Linked DNA regions of Homo sapiens: region 1 is linked to region 2. Evidence: read pairs that join two places in POLR2A ChIA-PET (ENCODE). Cell type or tissue: CD4-positive, alpha-beta T cell. All regions are shown on one strand.

Region 1 (2,500 bases), 360 kb after region 2:
CACATTACACCACACCACATGCCACACATAACACACATACCACACACATCACCCACATACCACACACCACACTCACACACCACTCGCAGCTTACTACTCTCAATACCACACCTTGTAATCCCCACATGGACACACACAAAACCAGTCATCCTTAACACACAGACCCACAGAAAACACACAGAAGCACACAGGGTGACACCAGAAACAGCTTCACACACAGACTTCGGCACAAGTTCACAGAAGTTGCAGACACATGCGCCATCCAACAGCCACACATAAACATGCAACCACACAAACATACACAATCAAACATACACAAACAGTCATCAGTGCTCTTTAGGGCTGGACACACAGTATCACTCAATTGTTATGAACCAACACTCAAGCTGGTACATTCAGCTCCTACAAATTACCACCCACGTGTGCACGTGCACGCGTACACACACACACACACACACACACGTCCACATCTGAACCCAGACTCAGACACAAGCCCACAAGCTCAGAGACACAACAGCAACCCCCGAACACCAACACAGCGCCACACAAACACACAGCTGGTCTGTGACACACAAGATTTTGGGGGCTCTTCCTCAGCTGCGTCCTTCACACCCACACTCACCAGCCCAGCTGCCGGGGTCCTCTCAGGGTCGCACTCACTTGGTCCTTCCACCCTGTTTCTCTGGGACTGAGCCTCCTCATCTTGCCCTCAGAGATAACTGCCCCAGGTCCCTGAGGCCTACCCTGCACAGCCACACCATGTGAAAACACCAGACATGGCACAACTCCAGAGCTTTGGACGGTCACACCAGACGCAGCTGAGCACCACACACGTCACACAGACATGACACGCTCACAGACATGATACGCCCAGACGTGACGAACTCACAGACATGACACGCCCACAGACGTGACACACCCAGACATGACGAACTCACAGACATGACGCGCTCACAGACATGATACGCTCACAGACATGACACACCCAGATGTGACACACTCACAGACATGACACGCTCACAGACATACACTCACAGACATGACACGCTCACACATGCGCTCACAGACATGACACGCCCAGACATGATGCACTCAGACATGACACGCTCACAGACATGCGCTCACAGACATGACATGCCCAGACGTGACACTCAGACGTGACGTGCTCAGACGTGAGGCACAGACATGACATGCTCACAGACATGATAACGCTCACAGACATGCGCTCACAGACATGACATGCCCAGACGTGACACACTCAGACGTGATGCACTCAGACGTGACGCACAGACATGACATGTTCACAGACATGACATGCCCAGATGTGACACACTCACAGACATGACACACTCACAGACATGACACGCTCACAGACATGACACGCCCAGACATGATGAACTCACAGACGTGACACACAGACATGACGCACTCAGACATGACACGCTCACAGACATGATGCACTCACAGACAGGACACGCCCAGATGTTACGCACTCACAGACGTGATGCACTCACAGACAGGACATGTGTGGCTCCACTCAGCACCCATACTTAGTCACCTGTGCCCAGGAGCACGCATGTCTACACAGATCACATTCACAGACACTGTGACACAAGTCACACAGTCATGTGCACATGCGCACACACACACTCGGTCTTCTGCCTCGACTGCACTGTGCAGGACACACAGAGGGACAGAATGGCAGACAGGGCAGTGGATTCCCAGGCTGGGGAAGGTGTGTCTGCTACCCTCGCTTGAGAGGTGGGGAGGCTCCAGGCCAGAGACAGAGAGGCCTGTGGGTGGGGCAGGGGTGGAGACCCACACCCCCCTCCCTCTGTCTCTCCCTCTCTGTCTCTGTCTCTGCCTCCGGCCCTGTGTGTGTGTCTCTGCATCTCTGTCTCTCTCCCTGAGTCTCAGTCTCCGCACGATGTCCCTGGGGCTGCGGACAGCAGCGCTCCGAATGGTGTCAGTTGAGGGGTGGCGAGGGAGCGTCCCCGGGGAGGTGGGAGCCGCAGTGCCACGCACCCCGCCTACCAAACAGCTCTGGGGGAGGGGAGAGGGAGGGTGGAGGCGCCACCGTGAGGCGAGGCGGAGGGAGGTCTGGCTGCTCCCCAACCTCACTCGTGGACCCCGCCTCCCCTCAGAGACCCAGAGAGATGGAGGAACTGGAGGTTGGGGTGGGGGGCACAGAGAAGGGGAGACATGCAGGGAGGAAGAGAGACCGAGGGGGTGGAGCGTGATACATGGAGAACTGAGAGGAAGCAGGAGTGAGACACGGAGGGAGATGGAGGGGGATAGGCGGGACATGGGGAACCCCACCAGGGGAAGGCACAGAGAAGGAAAGAGACACAGAGGACAAGGACAGGTCCCACAGAAACAGGAAGCAGACTGGGAGCCACATGCACACGCAGAGAGAAGAGAGAGACAGAGACAGAGAGACAGGCAGGGGGAGATCCGAGGTGGGGAAACACGGCAGAAGGAGCGAACCAGAGAGGCTGAG
Region 2 (2,500 bases):
CTTCAGCCTCCTATTAGTTCACTTCATGCAGTTAATTCCTGTCCTGCTTGATATCAATGAACATTTTAGCTCTCCAAGTGTCCCGAACATTTTTCCTCTCTTCTGATGTCACAATCTCCAAAGTTATCAAAATTTGCATTTAAGAGCACCTGTTAGGGCTTTATAGCTGATTATAAAATTACCTTCTAAAGAGGGCCAAAACAAGGTAACATGTGTATATGGGTGACTGAACGTTTTAGGGTAGTCATAGTCAAAGACACAATTGACAAGGAAATCTGTTACCTCTGTGGCCCACAATAATTTAACATGACAATTATAATTATGACTGATAATGTACACTGAGATATAGCAGAATTATAGGAGTCTCCCATAACTTTGGAACCCTCATCAATAACATATTTATAGAAATATAGCCCAAAGAAAGCTAAAAATCATTTTATATTTCACAATGCTTCCTGTATGATTTTTGTACCAAATAAGCCAAATTTCACCTTTACATTAGTGTACTATTAATGTTAAACCTAATTCTTAATAAAACCTGATAGACATATTTACCCAATTTTAATGTTTGACCATAAGGTAACATTTTTATAGACTTTCTATAACCCTTTACAATTTTTGTTAAAGAGCAGGTTAGTGCTCTAAGAGAAACCCATTGTGTTTTTATTTCAATGCTCAATTTACAGAAATGCTGAATTATACCCCTTCAACTTTAGTCAATATGTTTACACACAAAAATATTTTAATTAATTTTTTCATAAACCTTTCACAACTTGCTTAAACATTTAGCTTTATTTTATCCAACTTAAAGCAATTCTTTAACCTTTTAATCTAGGCAAAAAAAATCCATCTTCTCATAAGAGCTTTAGAGACTCTTAGGCTTCTTTACTAGGACAGCTGAGCTCTAAAGCATGTGAACTTCACCCACCACAACTGTTTGCTCCATCTCAAGCTCAGAACCCTGCCCTGTCTGCCTAACCACAAGTGAGTATTTCCTGCCTTGATTTCCTGACATTTCTATATTTAATTCAGCTTGTTAAGTTCCAAGAAATCCCCTGGCAATTTTTATTATTGACCTCTTCTTCTTTGCACAGGTATCCAACCCAGTATCTACAAATAAATGCTTCACTCATCTACTCCTTTCATGAAACATTGCAAATCTTTTTCTTACTAGTGCTTGGGCTTGCTTTTTTTTTTTTTTTTTTTTCTTTGCAAGGAAACATATAGATGAGCCTCAAGAGATTTAGAAATCTTTTCAGAGTAACCAGCTGAATGTCAGAAAGTCATATTTGGAGGCCAATCTAGTTAGATTAGATAAATAGTTTTTAATTTTAACAAACTGTCTTCCTTTTCTAACTGGACCTCTGATCTCACAGAAGCCAACAAAGTATTTGCAGTTTATAGGATCTAATTTTAAAATATGTGAAGAGTAGGCACATCTGGAAGGCAGGGCATCTAGATCTTTGAAAATCAAAAATCCCGAATTTCACATTGAATCTGAGGTCTCTAAAAGAAGGGACATGCCACAAGACCAAGCCACACAATTTTTCCACACTGCACAATGCTGTAGAAACATGTCTTCAAGGCTAGTAGCACAGCAACAATCAGCCCACTTTTAATCAGACCATCCCCAAAGGAAATCATATTCATTGGTGGTGTTTTCACAGCCTTTAAACTGTGTCCAAACTGCACCTTTCTCATCTAAACTTGCAAAGAAACAAGGAGCCCCCTGCAATCACAACCATTTATTGCAACGGCTCTCAGCCATCTCCAAACTGCAGCCCTCACCAGTGACCCAGCAGCCGTTGCACTCACAAAGGACGTGTCTCTCACAGTACAAAGTAATGCCTGGTACTCACAAAACCAAAGCAATCAGCCAAGATGAAATAAAAGAGAGCAGAGCTGCAGACCTGGAGGAGCCTGTCCCTGACTCTGGACTCCACAAGGAGAACAGGAGACCCCCAAAAGGGGTGAGTGGGATCTTTTTGTGTATTTCTCAAGGAATTTCAGAGTCACTTAAAATTCCCTCTAGATCCCTTCATGTGATACCAAAGATGCCAAAAGGAAGGTAAAGAAGGGAAAAGAAGAAGTACATGGGAGAGGAATTCCTTTTAAAAAGAAGTGAGCAGAGGAACCAAGCACCTATTTGTTTTAATTCAAAATCTAATTTTATTTTGTCAAAATTTCAACTCTTATTATAGATTCAGGGGGTACATGTGCAGGGTAGTTACATGGGTATATTGTACCAAGCAATTAATTTCTAAAACGGAGTTTCACTCAAATCCAAATATTTTTCAAAACAGGAGGCAAAAGAGAAAATCCAGAAAGACTGTATGTACATATAATTAAATATTAGCTTTTCATGAAGCCGACTTCTGACCATAGAGCTCTTTGAAAAAGAAAAATAAAACCTTCCAGATCTCTTATAATCAGATTTTAGCCAACACAAAGAATTGCGATTTCCACTCTTTAAACTTTTTTTTACCAAAGGTAATCTCAC

The links. ChIA-PET counts read pairs that join two places held together with the same protein. Peaks named below come from ENCODE experiments on the same cell type or tissue, not always from the same donor. Only the 100,000 strongest peaks of a DNase experiment are listed, where the experiment ranks them.
Region 1: POLR2A ChIA-PET joins it to region 2 with 5 read pairs; 2 of 35 experiments call an interaction of 5 or more read pairs at or near these places.

The regions. Positions count from the first base shown.
Region 1 is chr19:41,919,075-41,921,574 of GRCh38, forward strand. All of the region lies in intron 1 of ERFL (ETS repressor factor like), which reads right to left. It also overlaps a transcript of ARHGEF1 not described here. Among named protein-coding and RNA genes, the nearest start is that of ERFL, 8.1 kb to the right of the region's middle. RefSeq lists an enhancer at 1,370-2,051. In CD4-positive, alpha-beta T cell, no CTCF peak of the experiment used is centred here; a DNase peak (open chromatin) is centred at 1,438; H3K27me3 peaks cover 225 bases.
Region 2 is chr19:41,554,116-41,556,615 of GRCh38, forward strand. It overlaps a transcript of CEACAM21 not described here. Among named protein-coding and RNA genes, the nearest start is that of LINC01480, 20 kb to the left of the region's middle. In CD4-positive, alpha-beta T cell, no CTCF peak of the experiment used is centred here; a DNase peak (open chromatin) is centred at 946; H3K4me3 peaks cover 2,074 bases; H3K27ac peaks cover 1,950 bases.